Linked DNA regions of Homo sapiens: region 2 is linked to region 1. Evidence: chromatin loops called from intact Hi-C (ENCODE). Cell type or tissue: A673. All regions are shown on one strand.

Evidence for each region. A loop is a pair of places that touch in the nucleus more often than their neighbours do. Peaks named below come from ENCODE experiments on the same cell type or tissue, not always from the same donor. Only the 100,000 strongest peaks of a DNase experiment are listed, where the experiment ranks them.
Region 2: it touches region 1 in a loop (6-fold over the local background); 6 of 110 quality-filtered maps call a loop at or near these places.

The regions. Positions count from the first base shown.
Region 1 is chr5:30,037,088-30,045,087 of GRCh38, reverse strand. No RefSeq gene overlaps it. Among named protein-coding and RNA genes, the nearest start is that of LINC02064, 650 kb to the right of the region's middle. RefSeq lists an enhancer at 4,252-4,546. In A673, a CTCF peak has its summit at 4,394 (motif pointing left); DNase peaks (open chromatin) are centred at 4,367, 5,537 and 5,637; H3K27ac peaks cover 3,744 bases.
Region 2 is chr5:31,265,635-31,273,634 of GRCh38, reverse strand. CDH6 (cadherin 6) reads right to left here. Exons shown (of 12, transcript NM_004932.4): 2 at 5,934-6,289. The coding sequence starts at 6,161. Among named protein-coding and RNA genes, the nearest start is that of CDH6, 76 kb to the right of the region's middle. In A673, CTCF peaks have their summits at 2,828 and 3,030 (motif pointing right); a DNase peak (open chromatin) is centred at 3,084; H3K27ac peaks cover 394 bases.

The DNA.
Region 1 (8,000 bases):
CTGCCAATGTGTGAACAACAAGCTTTTCATTAAAATTCTGTTTTCGTGTTCATTGTTCTTTGTTTGTATGCAAACTCTTAGTTGCCTGAAAAGTAAATTTCAATATTACATATATCTGATAAAAAGTAATTAGGTAGAATTTGAACAGACCAGCTATGGTACCTGCATTTAGCACATATCTAGATGAGATACTTTCAGAGCTTACTCTCAAGTTCAAGTGATTCTCCCACCTCAGCCTTCTGAGATGCTGGGATTACAGACATGAGCCACTGTGCCCAGCCCTTCAGTCACTCTTTTGTGCTTTGTAACTTATACACATGTCATATATATATGTCAAATATCTCAAAATAAGAACATAAAACTAAAAAGAAATACATTGGTTTTAGAGCCTAATATAAAATAAAATACTGTTTCATAAACTAACCTGAGTACAAAGGTACCCCAATGTCTAAATCCTTGTCTCTCAGGGAGCCATATGTTCCTAAAGTTTCTGAAAGTTTCCTCTTCCTTCTTCTTTTACCTCCCCTTCTTTCTCTCTCCTTCTCTTCTTCTTCCTTTTTATCCTCCTTCTTAGTTATTGTCCTGAAAAAGTTTTAAGTATACGCATCTACTTCAATTATAGGTTTAAACAATTAGTACTAGTCTGTTCTGCATCCTTCCAATGACTAACTTAGGACTACAGAGTCAATTATAACTATAATGGCTGCATTATAGTATGAGTTCAGTAAATGGATTTACCTTTATGTTTATGATTCATTGAATTAACAAATCATTTTACTCTTTTATGTTTTCAGGTTAAGGTGGAAAAAACAGAGGCCAACAAATAATTAAATAATATATTGTTGCTACACCAAGACCATGGAACCCCATTGAATACTGTATAAATTCAGTTGTTTGAACAGGAAAATTAAAGCTGTTGAAAGAATGGAAGCATCACATACCAGACACTAAAGGAAGTATGCTAAATTCAACAAAACCCACGCCAATGTAGCAACACTTTTGTTTGTTTTGTTTTGTTTTTGAGATGGAGTTTTGCTCTTGTTGCCCAGGCTGGAATGCAATGGTGTAATCTTGGCTCACTGCAAACTCTGCCTCCTGGGTCCAGGCGATTCTCCTGCCTCAGCCTCCCCAGTAGCTGGGATTACAGGCGCCCACCACCATGCCAGATAACTTTTTTTTGGTATTTTTAGTAGATATGGGGTTTCACCATGTTGGCCAGGCTGTTCTTGAACTCCTGACCTCAGGTGATCCACCGCCTCAGCCTCCCAAAGTGCTGGGATTACAGAAGTGAGCCACCACACCCAGCCTGTTTTTGTGTTTTAAGTGGGGATTTAGTTTCAGCAAACCATCAAACCTTTATATTAATATGATATTATGTTAATTTATCATCTAATTCATCAATATTTTAATGTTTATACTTAATTAGTAACTTTTTGATATTGCATTTGTATAAATAATATATTAGAGAATTGATTACTAGTTTCATGTTTTTGTGTAATTAACTTTATAATTAAATAATTTGTCATCACTGAAAGAAAGTGAAATATTTTTCTCTTAAATGCTATGACTATGTCTTTGAGATCACCAAATTGTGCCATGAAAAGCTCAGATAATTTTTAAAGTGATTTATTTCTGTTGGCTTGAATTTTCATTTGAAATTCTGAGGAAATCAGTAACTGAATAAAAATTTACATCTCAAATCATAGCTAGGACTTACTGTAAGCAACTTAAACCAACATTAAGTAGCAGATCAGAAGGCAAACATGATTATGCTCCTGCATTGAATATTTTACAATGCTACTTTTAAACTTTTCTAATAAGGCTTGGAGGATACCAAATGAACTTTTCCTTAGAAAGGTTATATCACTATTTCTGTTAAATCTGACTAATGTTTGTTATTCTTGCACAGCGTGTTAGCTCACTGCATACAGGTGGGTGTCACGGGATACGCAGAGTGTTGCTTTGCCAGCCGGAAGCTTCCGTAGCTGGTGGCGCCTTTGCCTCAGTTTTGCTCAGGCACATTGGGCTCGTTCTACCCATTCAGCTTGTCAGGCTGTGCTCAGCTTGTGATACTGGCCCAGATCCCACACCTGCCAAGGGCAAGCAAGGCACAAAGCGGTGAGGGGAGAGTGAGTGAGCGAGCGTGGGGTCCAGCTGCGGCTCACAGCGAGGCACTCTGGCTGCCGCAGGTGGACAGCTCCAGGTGCCAGCACGGGAGCCAGCTCCCTGTGAGGCTGCAGCTGGACCAGGCGTACCACAAGCAGCTTCCACTGCTGGCACTGGGCAATGCAGTGGTGCCCAGAAGTTTGACGATGCCAGGAACCACATTGCCCCAAAGGGGGTGTCACAGCCCTGGCTCAAGGAGCTCCTATGTCTGGGCTCCCAAAAGGGCTGCAGCTCTTCTCTTTTTCCCTCTTCTCTCCTTCTCTTCACCCACAACGTGGTGAGCAAGGGGTGTGTTTCAGCTTTGTTTGTGTTACAGTTCTTTCAGTCACACTATTCAGCAGGTTCTGAATTCTTGTCCATGTCCAGGAAGAATGAAGTATGCAAATAACTGGAGAGTGAGCTAGGCAAAGAGGTATTTTATTAAGCGATAGTACAGTTCTCAGGAGACCTGAAGTGGGTAGCGCCTTTTACAGGCAGGTCATCTCATCATCTCCCTGTGGCTGATTCTGGGGTTTCTACAGGTTTCAGAGGGGAGAAAACACGTGCTGCATAGTCCATGGGTGACCATGGGCAGGCCTGGTAAAAGCACTGTAAGTTCTCACTCCAGTCCACAGAACTGGCAGCCCAGCCCCATGCTTCAGTACCTCCCTGGCTTGAAGGTGGGGCTTTACTGGGGACCTGCCCCTTTTTGCCCTGGAGACTGTCTGCCTCCTACGACCATAAACCTGCTATCCATAGTGCCAGTGGCTCCCAGGCTATTCGTGCTGAAGGATACCTGCATGCCCACATTTAGCTGCCCTCAGCCCCCCCCTCAGCCTCACTCCCATGGTCATTGGTGCCCAAAGCTCAGAGGGCACGAAGGTGACAGGGTGCTGGTGTGTCAGTGCTGTCCTGAGCACATGCACACCTGGCTGGGTGGTGACAGCATCCTGACTCAACCTCAATTTTGCTTTGAAATTGAATCGGGCACTGGGAGTAGGGTGAGGCCATGCAGTGGAAGCAGGCACTTCTGAATCTGTGGGGGGCAGGGGACTTCCCAGGTCCCCTAGAGTGCAGGGATACCTGGGTCCACAGCCGCGGCTGGGTGACTGCATCTGTGCCCAGGAGGGCGGTGCTCCTGCCCCACCAACTCAGAAACAGGAGGGGTTTCTGCCTGTTCCTGGCTCCACCAGCTGGAGTGCGCAGCCCTGACTAGGCCTCCCCCGCCACAGACAGCATCTTCACAGTGGCTGCTCTAGATGGGCCCCACTGCCGTCATTGGTACCTACAAGATATTTATGTTTATTTTATGAGTGAATAAATGAATGAACAAGTCCTGCAGGAAACTATTTTATAATAAGCAGAATTGCTCTCTTTCAATAGAACACCTATTCCAGGATTGTAAGTGTCAGAAACAGATTGTCTCTTTTGGCCTGTGCCTGATTCTTTTATGCTTCACTGAATCTCCTGGCATGTTCTTGCTCAAATGCTTCTCCTAAGTGCATCTAGATATAGTTAAGTATGCAAGATGCCTTATGAAGCCAGTGTCATTTCACTATTATATGATTAAAATTTTGTAAGTAACAGCTTGTTAATTTTATAATAAGAGCTTACTAATTTCGAGATTTCATAAATGACTCCAACGTGTAGTTGATATAAATGTATTTCTACTATAGTACATCTACATCTATAAATGTATATTTACTATACATCTAAAAAGTATAGTAAATATAAAATTCCAGGGCAAATCACCATGTGTGGAATATACAAAGTAAATATAAGATAATAATACAATTGGTATCAGGGTTGGGATTCATTCACCTCAAGTATGTAAGAAAGGCAAGAGAAAGAAAAAGGAGAGAAGTTTTTTTTATTGAAGATATTGGGAAGAAGATATCTTTAGATAAGAATATGATGTGATATTCATTTCCTCTCCTACAGAGAGGAGGGCTTGATCCCTGGACTCAAACATTCTTCTGGGGTGTGGACTCTCACAGAGATCTATGCAGAGCTTAATATACAATTCTTTCATCTAGGAGGCAGAACGAACTAAGTCTGACTCTCACCTCGGAACCCTTGCACAAGAGAAAAGGACTTAATATATCTCTTTAGAGAAGGTCACTGCTTTGGGATGGGCCTGCACTCCCTGGATGTGTTTTAACAATGAATGCTTTTACGGTTCTCTCGTAGTGGACTTGAACTGTGCAAAGAGCAAGCCATCTTGACTTTTGTCCAATAGCGCCACCTGGAGTCATGGAGGGAACTTAGCAGCAAAAAGCTAAAGATGCATCCCCAGAGCTCGGGAAAGAGTGGTCAAGATCAGTTAGAATAGAGGTTAATTTGCCATGGTCAAGAGAATGGCAAAAGAGAAGAGGCTAGCAGCAAACCTCAGAAGAATTCACAGAAGAAGCTCTCCCCAAATGTATGTCATGCCCCTAGTGCTCAATGATAGTTAAAACAAGAAATGCCATTAATTTGAAAATAGTGTCTATAAAAGAAGGCAGGAGAGGGATTTTTTTAAATAAGAGAACTTTAAAAATAAAAAATTCACTATACCCGTTTTTAATCCTGAAGGCTTACAGCTTAAAACAGGCTGGTTTGAATGGATTAGAAATATGCTATTAAATTCAAATTCAGAGTTGAAATTAATATATTGGATTGAACATTCTAATTACTAAATTGTGTCTGTGATAACAATAAAAGTGCCTCTAGAACAATTGTATTTATAAGTGAGAAGAAACGCCCCGACAGTTACTTCACTAAGTATATTTTAAAAAGGCAGTGAGTGACAAAAACAAATTTGGATATATTAAAAGGGATTCTTCAACATACAGGTGATGTAAGAACATGTAAAGCTTTTCTTACATAATTTATTTTTCTACTCTGCACTGTCAAGACAGGGGACTTTTTCTTTGACACGGTTAAGTGTGGTTTTATTTCTGTTTCCTCTAATTTGTTGTCTAAATTCTGTGGCCTAGCCAAAGCTGAGAGTAAGGGCAAATATCACTATCACAACGATTCTGTTAATAAGGATCAACATATGTTTAATAAACATTATTATGAAACTGTGCATGGATTTCAATATTTTTTGCACCAAATTAAACTCATACTCACTTGTTACTGTGTCCTAAAGGGACCTAGTTTTAGGCATTAAGAAGGATGACATCAGTTTGAGAACAGCCCCTATCACAGCATCATGCTTTCTGCTAAAATTGAGACAAAAATAAACATTAAACCTGGGTTAAAGAATGGGAAAATCACTGATGCTTTTTGAAAAGTTTATGGAGACAAAGAAATCAGCAGTTTACAGATAGAAAACTTTTTTTAGAAGGGTTAAGATGATTTTAAGACAAAGCCTGCATGGCAGCCCATCTTCATAAATTATTTTTCCTTCCTTCCTTCCTTCCTTCCTTCCTTCCTTCCTTCCTTCCTTCCTTCTTTCTTCCCTCCCTCCCTCCCTCCATCCCTTCTTCCTTCCTTCCTTTCTTCTTTCTTACCTTCCATTCTGTTTTTTTTTTCCTCTCTTTCTCTTTTTCTTCTGAGACAGGATATCACTCTGTCACACAAGCTGGAGTGCAGGGGTGCAATCACAGCTCACTGTAGTGTTAACCTCCCAGACTCAAGCATTTCTCCCACCTCAGCCTGCTGAGTAGCTGGGACTACAGGTGCATACCACCATGCCCAACTATTTTTATGTAAATTTTTGTAGGGATAAGGTCTTACTGTGTTGTACAGGCTGGTCCTGAACTGTTAGGCTCAAGCAGTTCTCCCATCTCAACCTCCCAAAGTTCCGAGATTACAGGAGTGAAGAAAAAAATAATTTCATTTGTGCCATAATTGAAAAGAACCAACAATTAGCAGCATGAATAGTAGCCAACACCATAGACATCTCAATTAGTTCAACTTATGCAATTCTAACTGAAAACGTAAACTTTAGCAAATCTTTCACTCAATGGGTGCTAAAATTGTTGCACCGAAATCAACTGCTGCACATAAGAACAGAGTTTTCCATTGAAATTTTAAACAAATGGGATCAAGATCCTGTAGCATTTCTTCAAAGAATTGTAACAAGAGATCAAACATGGCTTTCCTGGTATGATCCTGAAAATAAGGCACCATCAGAGCAATGGTTACCAAGAGGTAAAAATGGTCCAGTCAAAGCAAAAGTGGACCAATTGAGAGCAAAAGTCATCACAACAGGTTTTACTTGTTTATTTATTTGGTCTGCTCATGGCATTTCTTTTGTTTACTCTCTGGAGGGCCAAAGAACAATAATATCTGCTTATTATGAGAGTATTCTGCAAAAGTTAGTCAAAGGTTTGGCAGAAAATCACTCTTCATTTTTTCAAATAAACTATACTAATTATATATGTTTTCTGAATCTTCCAGAAACCATTAGAAAGCAAAAATTATTCCTTCATAATATGGACATGTATTATGAATATCAGGACATTTCCTCAAAAATAACAGAGAATATTCTGATCACTTCATCTGGCTTATGATTATTAATATAATCCATTGATTCCTACTTTTGTCTATATACTCTTGGATACCACACTTCCCTAGTTCTTCATTTTAGGTCATGTTTTGTTTGCTATTTCATATTATATTTATCAGATACTCTTTTTTAAAAAATAAATTTTTATGTTTATATTTCAGGTTTACAACATGATTTTATGGGATACATATAGATAGTAAAATGGTTACTAATGTAAAACAGATTAACACATTTATCATCTCACATACATTTTTGTGATAAGAGCAGCTAAAATCTATTTAACAAAAATTTCTAATACAATACAATTTTATTAACATTAGTTCTCACTAATGTTGTACATTAGCTCTCTAAACTTGCTCATGCTACATATCTGCTATTTTGTATTTTTTGCCTACTTCATTTCATTTCCTCATCACCCTCCTCCCTTCCCGTAGAAACCACTACTTTTTTCCCCTCTGTCTGTGTATTTGAGATTTTTTTTAATATTCCAAATACAAGTAAGATCATGCATGCAATTTTTTTTTCTGTGTCTGACTTATTTTACTTATCATTATGTCCTTCAGCTTCATCCATGTTGTGGCAAATGGCAGGTTTCCTTATTTTTAAGGCTGAATAATACTCCATTTCATTTATACTACATATCTGTAACTAAATGTCTATTGATGGACATTTAGTTTGTTTCCATATTTTGGCTATTATGAAAAATGCTGCAATGAACACAGGAGTCCAGATATCTTTAGGTGTGACTATTTCATCTCCTTTGCATACATACCAAGAAAAAGAAAGAGAGGGGAGCAGTGCTGGATCATCTGATACTTCAATTTTTAATTGCTTAAGAAACCTACACATTGCTTTCCATAATGGCTATATATATCTGCATTCACACTAACAATGTATTAGGGTTTCCTATTCTCTATATTCTTGTCAATATGTGTTATCTCTTCCCTTTTAGATCATAGTCATTCTTTTGGGTGTGAGGTGAAATTTAACAGTGATTTTTATTTTCATTCCTTGTTGATTAGTGATGTTAAGCACCTTTCCATATACCTGTAGGCTACTTTTATGTGTTGTTTTTAATTTTGAAAAAGATCTGTTCAGGTTTTTTGCTCATTTTAATTCAGTTTTTGTATTTTTATTATTGAATTGTATAATAGGAGTTATTTATACATTTTGGATAGTAATCCCTTCCCTTATCAGATATGTGGTTTGGAAATATATTTCCCCAGTGTTTTGGTTGCCTCTTTGTTGTGTTGATTGTTTCCTTTGGCATGCGGGAGCTTTTCATTTGATGTAGTCTCATTCGTTTATTTTTGTATTTGTAGCCTGAGCTTTTGGTGTGATAGCCAAAAAAATTGAT
Region 2 (8,000 bases), 1.2 Mb before region 1:
CTTGTGCTTCAAAATGGCTTTGCAAAGTGGACATACAGGCGAGGGTGTATAACTGAGTAGCTAGGTGGTCAGACAGTATCGTCTGTCGGGGTCTTAGCAGTGTGAGACAATGGCCTGAAATACTTGACTGCTCTGAGCCTTAGTTTACTCATCTGTATGGAAACAATACCCATGCATTAGGGTTGCTGCGAGGATCCAACGAGATAACCCACTTGAAGCACTTAGGACAGGGTTTAGAACAAAGTAATGCTCGGAAAATATCAGCTATGACGATGCTTTCATCTGACATTGCTATTTGAAGCAACAAGTGGTTCAGAGACTCGCTGAATCACGCATGGAATTAGTGCCAGGAGGTTTCTATTCTTCAGCTTATGCTCTTTTTAGGAAAAAAAAATTAGTGTAAGAATTTAAAAAAGCAACATTTCAACGATGGCATCTTTTAAGTAACCTTTCAGAACGGATAAAATATTGCTTCATGTTTACTAATTTGGATCATGTAATTATAGTAACAAATAATTGCTCATTTCTAATTTTAAAGGTGTGTATGGCTGACAACTTTTATTTTTATGGTCCGTTAAAACGTTACTGTTTAATTATCTTGAGAAGAGTGGCTTCATTGAATTGGGTAGGCATTAATTTTAAAGACTGAGGATAAAGGCATATTGGGAAAGCCTGTACATTAAGGCCTCAAATAGAACCCACATTTTCATAATGTTTTTAAAAAAATACAGCCTATCAATTTTTTTGAAAACTATCCCCCCAAAACCAACACCAACTTCCATCAGAAAATACCTTTGAAAATATACAGTTTATTAAATTCCATAAAAACAGATTTCCTGGCATGTTACTAAAAATAGAAGCACCTCGAATGCGTTAGTGGAGGCTGGTCTTATGTATACATTGTGTGGAAGGAGGGGTTAAAGAACATTGTGGAAGATAAAATGGAGCAGATGGGAATTAAGTGTTGCTGTAGCTGTTGAATGGTACTGTGCAAATCTTCTGCCTAAAGTTAGGCATAATTCTGGTATTTTAAGTAAATTCATCTTTGTATTAATGAATGCCTATGTCTTCAAAATCTAATCTGTATCTACGTCTACCTGTGCTCTTTTTTTCTTATGGAATGTAATCTTAGACTATATACCAATCATCATCAAGAAATTGCTATGTTACATAAAACAGGCTAGAGAGTTACAGGGATCTCTGAAAATGTGGAATTATAAGGCTTCCCTCTATTTTTCTATTATATTAAGTTTACATAAGCCAAAGATAACCCAAGTGGATTTTGTACAAAAATAAAATACTCTTTTCTTTAGCCCCTGACAAGAAAATATGTACCTCTTTGTTTTCTGTGTCAGTGTTAGGACTCATTCACTCTGCTGGTTGTTCAATCTCTAAATCTCTCACTCTTTGAACTCCAGCTTTCGGACCTTTGGCTTCTTCATCCGATTAATTGGGAGGTCCTGGCAATTCTCCCTCTGCAGTATAAGCTAACACCGGCTCTGTCTTTAGATGGGGTTCAAACACCTAGGAAGCTCTGCTGAGCCCCCAGAGCCTGGTTGGCTCTTCTCCTTTTTATTTTGATAACACTTTGTGGATGCCCAATTTATCACTGAACTTGCCACATTCTGTTATCACGATTGGCAGTAACATCCTCCTAGGACAGTGGTTCCCAAATTTGGCAACATGTTAGAATCATAAATAATTAAAAACCAACTAAATCAGAATTTCTGGGGAGGTGAGACCCAGGGAAGGTATTTTTAAAAGCAGCACTTCTCAAATTTTAACATGCGTACGATTCACCTGGGGATCTTGTTAAAATGCAGATTTCTGATTCATTCAGATTGGAGGTGGGGCCCGAGACTCTGCCTTCCTAACAAGTTCCCAGGTGCCACAGATGCCACTCAAGCTAAAGCAGCTCCAAGCAGCCCCCAAATGGAGATGTGGTTTAGAAAACAATCACATCCCGTTTTTATATCTTAAACTCACGAACTCAGAAACTTACCCGACACAGGACCACTTATTTCTTCCTATCCTGTTACTTGTCCCTGCCACTACCATTTTAAGTGAGTGGTTGTTGACATTTTCTTATAAATCAGAATTTGGTTTGTCAATATTTCAGCTATAATGGGCTTTCTCCACTATTCCTCCCCACCTTGTCTTGTCCGTGTCTCTGCATTCATCTCACTGGCAACAGAACGCAGTGGAAGGCTGAGGAAGGTTAAGACAGAGGAGGAAGGTCTCGCTGCAGTTGCTTGTGCTTCAGTTGTAAAGCACCATCTTGTCTATTCTTGTCATTGGCTGTTGTGAACCCCACCGCCACCCACGACCCTCTCTTTTTTCCTCCCTTCTACACCTGAAAGCCTTTTGTTTCCCTCACTTACTCTCATTTTCCTCACTCCACCATCCTACGATGACTTATCACAAATTAATTTGTGTCATCATAATTTCAAATCAACACAAACAGATGTTTATAAGGTAAATATTTCTTTCTTCTATTTTAAGTGTTATTTTCTCAACAGCATTACTTTTCCTCAGTTAATGCTTCTATCCTTCCACATACAGATAGATCTTTTGAGTGTTAGGCACCCATGTTAAGCTCTGAGTGATTTTTATTTAGTAGTAATCTGCTTGAATGGCATGATTAAAGGTTCTATTAGCCTTGGTACACCTTTATATGTCAAGCGAACTATTCTAGTGGTTCCCAGAGTATGCACTGAGGCAACCTGGATTGCAGGGGGGAGCTGACCAGGAAATATTTAACAATTTTCAGGGATAGCCTGGTGTGGTGGTTCATGTCTGTAGTCTCAGCTAGTTGGGAGTTGGGGCAGGAGGACATCTTGAGCCCAGGAAGTCGAGGCTGCAGTAAGCGGAGACTGCGCTGCTGAACTTAAACCTGGGTGACAGAGCAAGACCCCAGCTCAAAAAAGAAGAAAAAATAAATAAAATAAAAAAAAGGAAGGAAAAGGAGGGAAATAAGCAGCACGTGACCTCTGCAGACCCCTTGCGAATTACTAGCTCAAGGTAATTCACAGTTTCAACAGTAGGTGGTGCTGCATTCCTTTCAATGATTTATATTTATAAAGCTGGGTTTTCCATAGTGGCTGTGATAAAAAGCAATTACAGTGGAAAAATCAAAGTGGAAAAGGAAATGAGAGGGCTGTGTTTGATCTGATTGAGAAATTGTGCTGTGCTCAAGAGATGCACACATACCATTTGTAAGTGTGGTTAAGAGTGAAATAATTTTTTTTGTCAATTTACGTGTATTATTTTTTCAAATAATTATTAAGTTGTTAGAACAAAAATTCTTATTAAGTTGTTTGAGTCTAACTATTTAATACATGGCACTATAAGGTATTTCTTTGAGCCTAAGGGCTCTGTGAACCAAGAAAGTTTTGGAACCTCTGCTCTGGTCTAATCGTTTTTTCCTGCCAAAAGTTTCCTGACCTAGTGGAGCTGGATAATCGCATCAGGTGTCTCTTTTATCCCAGATAAATTAAAGGTGGACCAACTTGTGGCCACAAATGAGGGGCAACTCTCTCCTTTATCTTTTTTAAAAATGTATTTTTTTCTATTATTTTTAATTGTGGTAAAAAATACTAGTCTAATTGTTTCATCTGTTTATATCATATAACTTCAAAGAGGAATTTGAGGAAATGCCATATCAACAGCTCAAAACCACCTCTAACGCGTGTCTGATACAGCCATGAGGCAACTTTGACAAATTCAGTTGTTGCCCTTGATTTTTTTTTCCAGCAAATATCTCATGTGTTATAACTACAAGGAGGAGAAGGAGGGGCAGCAGGGAAGGACAGGTGATGAAGAGGGAGGGAAATTTATCTAGCTGCCCATAAAATATCCAAATCCAACGAATCCAGTCAAAGCTGTGGTTGTAAAGAGATTTTGCCATGATTCTGTGTATTTTCCACTGAGCTTTGTTAATTACCTCAGTTTACTTCTGCAGTGATATGAAAGTCAATATGCCACTTCAATGTGTTGCACATGGATTTAGTAGAACATATACAACGGATTTTTTACCAATAATAGTAACTTCTTTATGCACCTACTTTGTCCCTGTCACTAGTGCCTTTATCACTTTACTGCAACTCCACCAGGTAGGCATTGCTGCATGCACTTTCTAGATGAAGAAATGAAAGCCCAGAAAGGTTAACAACCTGTCCTAGGTCACATAATTGGCAACTGGCAGCACTGTGACACATTCTCGGATCTGTTTGAGTCCACAGCTTGTAACTTTTCCCCATGGCAATATTCTCACAATTATAATTGTAAAACTGATTCTTACGAGGTTTTAGCCACTGCTGTTTCTAGTATCCTGAAATAACCTGCCCCCCCCGCTTTTTTTTTTTTTTTTAAGAATATGTGGCATTATAGATGTAAAATGGCATCACAATTGGAGAGGAAAACTGGAAAGGAAAAAGGGGAAACATCATTTAGATAAAGCACTTTTTAAAACTTAATCTTCTATGGCAACAATGCTATTTGTGTTGTAAAAAGTGCTTTAAAGATTTTAAGATGATGATTATTTTTTACAACCATCACCTGATTCACCTAGAGTTCTTCAGATTTCACAAAGGAAATGGAGTGAAGTACGAGTAGCTGAACTGTCTTTAGTAGTCACACAGAGTGTGAATTTCACAGCAAATACATGGCTAGATCCTTGGGGATCTGTGTTGACGTTCACCCCTTCACTGAATACTTCCTCTCTTACTTTATTCTACATTAATAATTCACATCATTGGAATACTTCCTGGTTACATCAGCCCAAGCCGTGGATGGCTTTCCTTCATTTACGGTGGTAAATACTTAAAGAGAATATTTACATATGGTTATTCAGGGATATTTGATCACAGATTGAAGTGTGAACATGCAGCCTTTGGAATCTGCAAAGTGTATGTTTTTTGCATGATATCCTAATATAGATGTCTTAAAATCATAGCTGTAATCACAAATGAATGCATTTTCTCATGTATCTTTTTATGTTCATTATCAGTTTGTTTATGAAGGGATGTGTGACAATGATTTTTAAAAAATCAACATTACCTTATGAGGCACAGAACCTGTAACCCTGGTTTTTTCTTTGACATCTTTTCAGTATGCAGATATTCTGCAACAAGGATGGAGCTGATGATAAAATTCCAACGAAACTCACGATGACAGGCTAACCAAGCTGTTTCCCTGACTCAGCTCCAGAATCTGTGAGGGCTATAATAAGTGATGCCTCCTCACTTTACTTTCTGGAGTCAATAAAATGGTCAGATGATATTTGGAAAGAGTACCTTTACATAAGCATTTTTCTCTTTTACAAATTTTGCCACAGTTAAATCAAAAGATTTTGAAATACCTGTTTTTTGCCAACTATTTGAGATAAGACTAAACAGTAGCAGCAGCAGCAGCTGCCAAATCTAAGGCAGTGGTGGGTTTTGACAGCAAAGGGCTCCATTTGGCCAGAGAATGGATGGTTCTATAGGTAGCAGAGTTAAGAAGTAGTTAATTTGAACTTGGCCAAAGGACTATAGCTCAGAACATTTGCTTTTAGAATGAGAGAAAAAGGAGACTTCCTTTCCTTACAGCTTAATCTCTCCATTCCGATTTTTAATACACCCTACTTTATAGAATAGCCAGACCACATTTTTTAAGCTACAGTAAAAATTAAAGGATTTATGATAATCCTATGCGGATGGTTGTGGGTGTTTCAACTGGAGCATTTTCTCTCTCTTTGTTGCAGGGCTAACATTTCTCAGCTTTTTGCTAGTCTTCTTCCCGAAACTACTCAAGTGGAAAAAAAAAAAGTCTTACCAGTTAAGCAACAATTCTTACTATATTGGGGAATAGTACACATCCTCCCCATCTATTTATTAGAAGTAACTTCTTCAGGCTTTAAACCCAGAATGTCAAAGCACTCAAAGGAATCCTACCTTGCCCACATACTGATAATCGGATCCTGTGTATTCCTCCAGGAGAAAGAACTGATTCCACATCCAGCTCCTTTTTGAACGGTTCAGCTCATTTTTGCTGTTTCCAGAGAGCTCCAGGGCCCTTTTCTTTGCTGGGAAACCACTAGTCCTCTTTGATAGTGGAGTTGAGAGAGTTGGGTAGGGCTGGCCCACCCAAAAGAGCAGCAAGAAGTAGCGGTAAGTTCTCATGCTGATGGCACCGTCGAGTCTGTGCGTAGTGAGTGCCCCACTCTTGGAAGTGCCTTTTTCACTGCACCGTATCCAGCCTCATTCCTCCTTCCTTCCTTAATGTTCTTTGCTTGGCTCTCAGAGGATATCTGGAAAGAATAATAACATAACAAGCATTTTTAGAGATGCTTAAAATTCAGTGTTAGAGCAAATAGGCTGGGAAAAAAGAGGACAGAAATTTGAATAGCAAAACAACAAAAAAAGTTGGCTATCAATTTTGAAACGAAGGAGACGGTCTTCCAGACATGCTAAATGGAAGGCATGTGCTGGGTAGGAAGCTGTTGTTTTCTTTCTCCTTTTCTACCGCTTAAAAATCCTATTTTAAGGAATAGTGTTGCCATAGGTCAATGTGCCAGAATGGATTATTGCGCTACTCTTTTACCTTGGAATATGTGGGCTGAGATCTGGTAGAAAAAATGAGTTTGTGTTTCTGATTCTATTTGCATATTTATCCTCATGAACAAGTTTAAGGCAAAGTATATCACAGACCATTTGAATTCAATTGAAAGTGGATAATGTTGAAATTTTGCTAAAATGTATTGAATCCCTGAGATGTGCCAGGCGTGAGTCAGGCAGAGCCAGCTCTGCAGACTCTTGGCTTCAGAGATGAGCTGTGATAGGACCTTTGGGTCAAATAAGGTTGGAAAAGACCATACACCTTCTTTTCGGAGTGCAGATTAGCATATCAAAGTGCCTGAAATAAAGTTTTTAAAGTGATATTTTGCAACAATAAAGATAAGCCTATACATATTTAATCCAGCATTTCCCAAACTTGACCAGAAAACTTTTTTTTTTTTCCTTAGAGGACCTAATAATACTATAGGATGGGTGATTCAGCAACCTATAGAATTTGTATTTAATAGACTGTAAGAATTAAATGAGCGATTCTATTCAAATTTCCTTAGGAAATCCTAAACTTTATCTATAAATTTTTGCCTGTATCATAAACAATCAAGCATATTTGTTAAAACTGGTAAAACTACAATGACATTTGTTATAACAAAAATTACAGTTGCACAGTTGCTAGGTCATTTTCACAGATGTGTCAAACATATCTAAGTACCAGTGAGGGCCATCAACTGTAAGAACTGTAACAAACTGTAACAAAAAAGTCAGCTATTATACTTTTGAGTGATACTTTTCCATGGGAAATATTAATTTTCAAAAACACAATCTACCATTAAAAAAATCCTGGTGGCCAGATTGCTTGGTACAGATGTCCCAAATTGGTTTACTAGTTTATGCAATTAAAGCCATATATGCCTATATCTCCTTTAGAAACTTTGCCACATTTTTGGGCGAAAAAAACAGTAAATTACTCCTTTGTCTTACTATTTGATATAGAAAAAACATTGTCTTGCCAGGCACAGTGGCTCATGCCTGTAATCCCAGCAAATTTGGGAGGCCGAGGTGGGCAGATCATGAGGTCAGGAGATCGAGACCATCCTGGCTAACATAATGAAACCCCGTCTCTACTAAAAAAATACAAAAAATTAGCCGGGCGTGGTGGCGGGCACCTGTAGTCCCAGCTACTTGGGAGGCTGAGGCAGGAGAATGGCGTGAACCCAGGAGACGGAGCTTGCAGTGAGCCAAGATTGCACCACTGCACTCCAGCCTGGGCGACAGAGTGAGACTCCATCTCAAAAAAAAAAAAAAAAAAAAAAACATTGTCTTAAATAATACTAACAACAACAACAACAAAAAGGAAGTGTTTTGTAATTCGGAATATAATAGTAATTGAACTGGTACATTTACTCTAAACCATGCAGATCAAGAACATGTTTTAGGTAATCTGATTAG